Regions from separate parts of the Homo sapiens genome. Here all the other regions are linked to region 2. A link is a loop called in an ENCODE intact Hi-C map of the cell type or tissue named here. Cell type or tissue: heart right ventricle. All regions are shown on one strand.

Region 1 (2,500 bases), 830 kb before region 2:
CCAGCGCAATGCTTCCACTGCATTGCTTTCTCTGTGGTTCCAATTTCGTGACCCCTGGGACACCAGAATGAGGATATTTCTGGCATCTGGAGTGATAATGTACATTTTAACATGGCAGTGTTTTATGTTTTTCTTCTCTTCTCCTCTTCCTTTTTTCTTTTTCATTTTTTTTTTGAGATGGAGTCTCACTCTGTTGCCCAGGCTGGAATGCACTGGCTTGATCTCGGCTCACTGCAACCTCCAACCTCCACCTCCCAGGTTCAAGCAATTCTCGTGCCTCAGCCTCCTGAGTAGCTGGGATTACAGGTGTGTGCCACTGTGCCTGGCTAATTTTTTGTATTTTTAGTAGAGACGGGGTTTCACCATGTTGGCCAGCTGCTCTCGAACTCCTGACCTCTGGTGATCTGCCCACCTCGGCCTCCCAAAGTGTTGGGATTACAGGCGTGAGCCACCGCGCCCGGCCTCTTCTTCCTTTTTTCTTGCAGTACTAGAAGGTTTGATGTGTAAGCCTTCCCACCCTTGAAGAAAAGGGGTTTCAATTTTTGGATGATTAGGCTCAGTAGTCCAGTGGGCCATAGTATGAAGGAACCACGTGAGAGAGGAGATTTTAGAAGAGGTCAGAGGAAGGGGATGTTATGGCCTGCAGAGGGAGCAAGGCAGGTGTGTCCTGAGGCCAAAGCGAGTGCCTCGAACTGCAGAAGGTGGAACAGGGAGGGAGGCTGGGGCCAGAGAGCCAAGGGGACCTTCACTGCTGCCTCCTGGCAGCGCTGCCTACGGGGAAAGGCCTGGATGTTGTCTGGGCAGCCAGAGTCGAGTGTGGCTCAGAAACAGATGAGGGGCCTGGCAAGGGGCATTACTTCGGGGCCAGGGACTGTGGCTCGCAGACTTCCCAGTCTCCTTTGCCCTGTCCATTGTCTGAATGTAGCTATCCTACCAGCTACCCTTTCTTTTGGGGACAACGAGCAGCGAGGGTGCCCCCCTCATTTGTGGTGAGAACGTGGCCTGTGGGCTCCCTGGCTGGACAGAGGCCCGAATGCAGCCTATGCTCGGGCTTGGTCCTGTCCGGCTCATCCCGTGTGGACAGCTCCCCTTCTGATGCCTCTGGATGTCTGAAAACAGGAAAAAGGGGATAGGGACCAGGAAGCCCATAGCATGTGGTGGAGATACCCTGGAGAGAGGGTGCACAGGGACCCTTGTCCTATTGTTACAATCCTCTGAAGGCAGAGGCTGGGCCAGTAGAACCACTGTTCAGAAACTGCCGCATCCCACACCCCATCTTCCTAGTGCAGAGGAGGCGGGAGGCAGACATGGGGAGAGATGCAGGCAGCCTCCCATCCAGGGCTCTGGTTGCTGCATGGGCTTCCTTCTGCTCCCTGAAAACCAACCTAAAGGAAGGGCGTGGCTGGTCAGGTCTGGGCGGGCAGTTGCAATAGTTTGCAGGGCCTCTCTTCCAAGGGCTTCTTTCCCGGAGATCCAGCCGGAAGGCTTTGTTTTCAAGTTGCCAGCAGGTGGCAGCAGAGACCAAGCAGACGGGTCCCCAGGGTAGGAGATGGCCGCTTTGGGCTCCGGATGTGGCGGTTCTCCATCAGCCCTGACCATCCCTGACGCTGCAGGTCACAAGGTCAGGCAAGCTGATGACAGGAAAGGAGGCATTTAGAACTATGGAATGAGGCTGCCAGCAAACTAGGTCCTTGGAGGCAACTCAGTCCCAACCCCTTGTACAGATGGGGAAACTGAGGCTTAGAGAGGGGCAGTAGCTCCAGGATTAGCATCAGGTTTCCAGGAGTCTGGGCTGGGGCTTTCTTTTCTTTTCTTTTCTTTTCTTTTCTTTTCTTTTCTTTTCTTTTCTTTTTTTTCTTTTCTTTTCTTTTCTATACTGTGCTGCCTCCTTCACTGGATGCTTCGTATGTGGGTATGATGCATTTTTTTTTAAAAAAGGAGAGAATGTGAAACTTCTATCAGGCAGCAACCTGCGGCAATGCCAATAGCCTTTGTTTGGGAGCAGTTGGAAGGGTCAGCACGAAACGACCTTGTGTGGGTTTTGAAGCCCCCTTTGGCCTGGCACGTCCTCAGGAATCATTACTAGTTAACCAAACCAAGGCATTTGCTCCCAGGCAGGAGCCACCATACTGACCTCTGGAGTTGACAGACACCCTGAGACCAGGGAGTCCTTTGGGTCAGCAGTAAGGGGCTGAGTGGCCCGAGGGACACCCCCTTCCTCGGGTATTGTGCAGGGGCAATAGTTTCCCATGGTGGATGCAGCAAATTACCACAAACTTAATGGCTTAAAACAACACACACGTATTCTCTTATAGTTCCAGAGGTCAGGGATTCTAAAACGGGTTGGCAGGCAGGGCTGTGTTCTTTCCAGAGGCCGGAGGAGAGAGTCCATTTTCTTTCCTGCCTATTTCAGCTTTTAGAGGCTGCCTGTATTCCTTGCCTTGTGGCCCCTTCAAAGGCAGCAATGGAGCATCTTCCACTCTGCGTCCCTCTGCTTCCG
Region 2 (2,500 bases):
GCTGTAGCCCCCACCCCTGCTCCATTTGAAGTAGCCAATCAGGATCAGCTTAGACTGCGCAGTCCAACTCCAGCCAATGGGGCCCGGACACAGCATCAGGGACTGACTGGGTCAGGGATAAAAACCCCTTCCCTCCTTTGTTCAGTGTGCTCTTGCAGTGGCCAGAAGGGCAAGCGAGACCCTTCTCCAGAAGTAAATTTGCCTTGCTGAAAAAATCCTTTATTTGAGTGCTCATTTTCTCTGTGACTCCGAGCTTTTATTTCCAACAATACCAAGCACACACCTGAAGGGACTAGATATTTCCATGTCGATCATCCTGGAAGGAGGATAATCCTGGGGCCTGTGCTAGGAGTGATGTGAATGTAGGACAGCTTGTTCTCTTTCTAAGTATTAGAGCCAGAGGGTCCTGGCCTCCAAAGGGCAGAGGAGGCTGCAGAATCTTGAGGCTGGGCAATGACCTGCCTGTGTGTAATGGAAAGCACCAGAGCTACAGAGGGCTCCAGCTGGAAAAGGGATAGCAGGGATGATCCTGGACCAGAGAGGGCTCTGAGGACAGTGTGAGCCACAGCTACAGAGAGTGATGCCCTGATGTATTTACTATCCTTCATCCCTGAACCTTGGGGAAGTTCTTGCTCAAAATCATATCCTCATGTCACGGTCTCAGCTGTGCCGTAAATTGGGAAAATCTTGTCCCACATTTCAGGAATGGGCCAGAAAAGAGCCGTGCCCTAAAATGGTGGTGACAGAGAGGACACCTGGGCCCAGCAACTTCAGGAGGATAGAAATGGGGTCTGAGACCAAAGGGACGGCAGCAAGGTAGTCAAGACCAGTCGATCAGAGGGGAACCAAGAACTGACTTCAGAACCCCATGAGGCAATGCCTGGGACACGCTTAGAAATAGGTGGGAGGAGAGGAATTTCAAGGAGGCTGATTTCAAGTTATCCAGATCTTGATTCAAGTCATAGTAATTTGAACCTAAAGAGAAGGCCTCACTGTACTCTGCTGGAGTACTGGCCATACAGATATTCCTCATGAGTTAAGTTTTAATTGAAAATAGCATGACTTGAATAAAAGTGAGTTTTAATGTGTTCCTAAAATGCCTCAAGGAAAGGAAACAAAGGCCCAAAGCACCAGAAACAGGGATAATTTTAAAAATTCAGGCTCAGAGAGCGCCAGTGGGTCCTCTCCACCAAACCCATGAGGCTGCTTCAATTCTCAGAAAGTACTTGAGTGCCATCTAGTGGCCAGAGTGAGTAGCTGTTTGGAAGGATAAGAAGGAAAGCATTAAAGGAAAGCGTTCAAAAGACATTCAATGTCTGTGGTATTGATTGTGCTGACATTGTGGGCCAGGCACTGATTTAGGCATAGCGGATACAACAGCGAACAAAACAAGCCAAGTCCTGTCTCCAGGGACCTAACATCCTATTGGCAGGAGGGGGTGACAGAAGGTAAACAAATAAACAAGTCTGTAACGTCAGGCAATAATAAGTGTCATGCGGAAAAATGAAGCACGGAATGAAGGAATTCTACTTTACAGAAGGTTGGATAGCACACCTCTGAATATCTGGGGAAACCATTCCAAGACAATGGAAAGACTAGTGCAAAGGCCCTGGAGTGAGAGTATTCTTGGTGTATTCAAGGAACAGGGAAAAGACTAAGAGGATCCAGTGAGGGAGGGGGATAGGGTAGGATATAATGCCGGAGAGATATCAGGGGCTAGATCATGCAGCCCCCGGGAACCATTGGGAGGGCTCTGGGAGATTTGGGGAGTTGTTGTTGTTGTTGTTGTTGTTTGGTTTGGTTTGGTTTGAGACTGTGTTTTGCTCTTGTCGCCCAGGCTGGAGTGCAATGGTGCAATCTCGGCTCACTGCAATCTCTGCCTCCCAGGTTCAAGCAGTTCTCCTGCCTCAGCCTCCTGAAGGAATACGGCGTGCGCCACCACACCCGGATAATTTTTTTTGTATTATAATTATTAGAGATGGGATTTCACCATGTTAGCCAGGCTGGTCTTGAACTCCTGGCCTCAGGTGATCTGCCCGCCTCAGCCTCCCAAAGTGCTGAGATTACAGGCATGAGCCACTGTACCTGGCCGGATTTGGGAAGTTTTTTAATATTATGTCATAGGGACAGGGTCTTGCCATGTTTCCCAGACTGGTCTTGAACTCCTGGACTCAAGCGATCCTCCCACCTCAGCCTCCCAAAGTGCTGGGATTACAGGCACGAGTCACCACACCTTTGGTTGGACTTTGGTTTTTACTCAGAGTGAGATGGAGTATGGGAAAGTTTTGAGCTGAGAAGTGACCTGACCTAATTTATGCTTTAAGTGGATAATTCTGGCTTCTAGACTGAGAGTAGACAGTAAAGGGGAAGCATCAGCATGGGTGGAGAACATGTGGAAGGCTAGCACAGTGATCCCAGTAAGAGACGACTGAAGGCTGGACCAGCAGCCCCAGTGGGCGTGGTGGGAAGGGTCAGGTTTCTGATCTATTTAACAGGTTGA
Region 3 (2,500 bases), 460 kb before region 2:
ATGCCACTGCCACAGTTTGCATTCAAGCCTTATCTGATATTCTTCTCTGTCTAAGGTTTGTGCCTTGTTAGGCATAACTTAAATTTTTTTAAGCCAGAGACATGGCTGTTTGAATTTGTCAGTGTCTTCTCTGCCTATGTAGGGACATTAAGTCATCTTGAAGCCGATTTTTTTTTCTTTCCTGGAAAAAGTCTCTGAAAGGAGCCCCCTTAGTAATGGAATAAGGGACACCAAGGAGCTCACTCTCCCAGAAGAAAGGAACCAAGGGACCTTTTCTGAGGTTTGATCATGGCTGCACCTCCCAGTATTCCAGAGCTGGTGACTGGGAGAAAATGTGGCAAAGTAGGGGTCTGTTGGGGGAAAAAAAAGGCCTCAAGAGCCAAGCTTCTTTCTCACATCTGAGGTTCAGCGATGCAGTCTGAGATGGGCCTGACTCAGGTCTGCTGGAAGCCCCAGGAGAACATACCTTGAGCTGTGCTCAACCCCCAAGTCTGGGTTGTGGTTTTGGTCTGGCCCAGAGGTGGCTCTGGCTGGTAGCCCCTCTTCCCAGAGGATGTGCTCTGGGGAAAATGCGGGAGCCAGAGAGTGTAAACTAAGGACGTTATCCTCAGGAACTGCTGGCAGCCTGCTGAGCATGCAGATCTGATGCAGCATGCTCCTGATACAGTAGCCATTAGCCAGCCACGTGTGGCTACTTAAGACAAAAATCAAATTAATTAAAATGAAATACACTTGAAACTTGAGTTCTTCAATCCCAACTAGCCATCTTTCAAGGGCTCAACTGCCGCATGTGGTTCGTGGTTACCTTAGATGGTGCAGAATGATAGGACATTTCAATCACTGCAATAAATTCCGCTGGACAGTGCTAATCTAGAAAAGAGTTTCTCAACATTGGCACTGCTGACATTTTGGGCCTGATACATTTTTGTTCAGGGAGGCTGTCCCGTGAACGTAGAATGTTAAGCAGCATCTCTGGCCTTTACCCACTAGATGCCAGTAGCACCTCACCCCCAGTTGTGACAACCAAAATATCTCCAGGCATGGCCAAATGTCCTTAGGAGAAGAGGGGAAATTGCCCCTAGTTGAGAACCACTGGGTTAGACCCTATAGACCATCATGAGCATTGCTCAGGAGTGGCCATAAATGCAACTGGGCTTGGCTAGTTTTCTTCAAGGCCCTGGGATAGTAGCAACAGTCTGCACAGTCCAGCCAGCCCTATCAGAATGAGCCAAGCAAGGGTCTAGGGTTCTTGGACAATGGGAAGGATGGAACAGGAGGAGGGTTGGCAAGGAGGCTCTAAGGAGCACTTGGCTCAGACAGGTTACATCTGCATCCCTGCCAGGCCTCCTCCAAGGCCTGCCTTCTGGCCTCCTGTTTCCTCACTCACGATTAGCCCCACACACTGGCTACTAGAGTAATTGTTGTAACAGTAATATCCCCCTGACTGTTATTTCTCTCTTTAAGTATACCCAATGTTTCCCATTGCTCATAAGATAAAATCTAGATCCCTTGGCCTAGCACTCACGCACCTCACAGCCCAGTTCCTCTGAACTTTTTCAAGTTCGTCAGCACCTCCCTTTAGTTAGCTGCAGGCCACACCATTCCTTGCCCAAACCACACGCTTTCATGCTTCTATGAGTTTGCATATGCTGTTTCCTATACCTGGAATCCCCTCTCTTCCTGTTCTTCCCATTAAAATCTCATTCATCTTTTCTATTTTAGGGGGCCTAAGACCACCCACATGATCACTGGGTCACTAGAAGAAATCACGGGTCTCAGCATAATTGACTTCACGGCTGTAGTTTATTGCAGTAAAAGAAAACACAACAAGATCTATGCAGGCAAAAGACATCAGACGGACTCTGGAGAAACCCAAGCACAGGCTTCCTCTCCCTCCCATGACACACTGAGGAAGGGACATGCTGAGCATGCTTTTTTCTCCAGCAGCAAAAATTGCAGCAACATGTATGTAAAGTTTCAGCCTGGGAAAGCCTGTTTGAGACTCGGAGTTTAGGGTGCGTTTTTTGTTTTGTTTTGTTTGTAATTGGGAGTTGATCACATAGGCACTCTTTGCCTAGCAACTACCAACATTTCATACTCCCATAAGGAAAATACATAAAACACATTGTGCAAAGAGTCCAGGCAAAGCAAAGCAACTTTAGCAGTTAAAGGATGTTTCAAAAGCCAAGTTCTATGACTCCAGCCAAGGGCCTACCTTGCAAGCAAGCTCTTCTAAAGATAGAAGCTTCAAGCTTGCTGTATTACTGTATTAATTCTTTTCGGCACTTTTCTTTTCCCAAACCGAAGGCTACTACACTCTTTGTAACACTTTTCTTGCCTGCAAGGTAAAGCTGATTCATGGCCTCTAGGTCCCATAGCTTCCCATGACTCCCTGTATCACAAGAGAAACCATGAGGGCCTTGTAACTGCCTGTGTATTTCCCCCTGCAGACTGTAAGCACCTTGAAGGCAGGGACTGGCATTCTGTGTTGGTGCTCCCA

What was found. Hi-C counts contacts between places; a loop is a spot of excess contacts. Peaks named below come from ENCODE experiments on the same cell type or tissue, not always from the same donor. Only the 100,000 strongest peaks of a DNase experiment are listed, where the experiment ranks them.
Region 1: it touches region 2 in a loop (12-fold over the local background); 109 of 110 quality-filtered maps call a loop at or near these places.
Region 3: it touches region 2 in a loop (6-fold over the local background); 22 of 110 quality-filtered maps call a loop at or near these places.

Annotation. Positions count from the first base shown.
Region 1 is chr17:6,421,206-6,423,705 of GRCh38, reverse strand. No RefSeq gene overlaps it. Among named protein-coding and RNA genes, the nearest start is that of AIPL1, 13 kb to the left of the region's middle. In heart right ventricle, a CTCF peak has its summit at 1,510 (motif pointing right); a DNase peak (open chromatin) is centred at 1,525; H3K27me3 peaks cover 855 bases.
Region 2 is chr17:5,586,364-5,588,863 of GRCh38, reverse strand. No RefSeq gene overlaps it. Among named protein-coding and RNA genes, the nearest start is that of NLRP1, 3.1 kb to the right of the region's middle. In heart right ventricle, a CTCF peak has its summit at 1,240 (motif pointing left); a DNase peak (open chromatin) is centred at 1,281; H3K27ac peaks cover 502 bases.
Region 3 is chr17:6,044,624-6,047,123 of GRCh38, reverse strand. No RefSeq gene overlaps it. Among named protein-coding and RNA genes, the nearest start is that of WSCD1, 25 kb to the left of the region's middle. In heart right ventricle, a CTCF peak has its summit at 1,006 (motif pointing right); no DNase peak of the experiment used is centred here.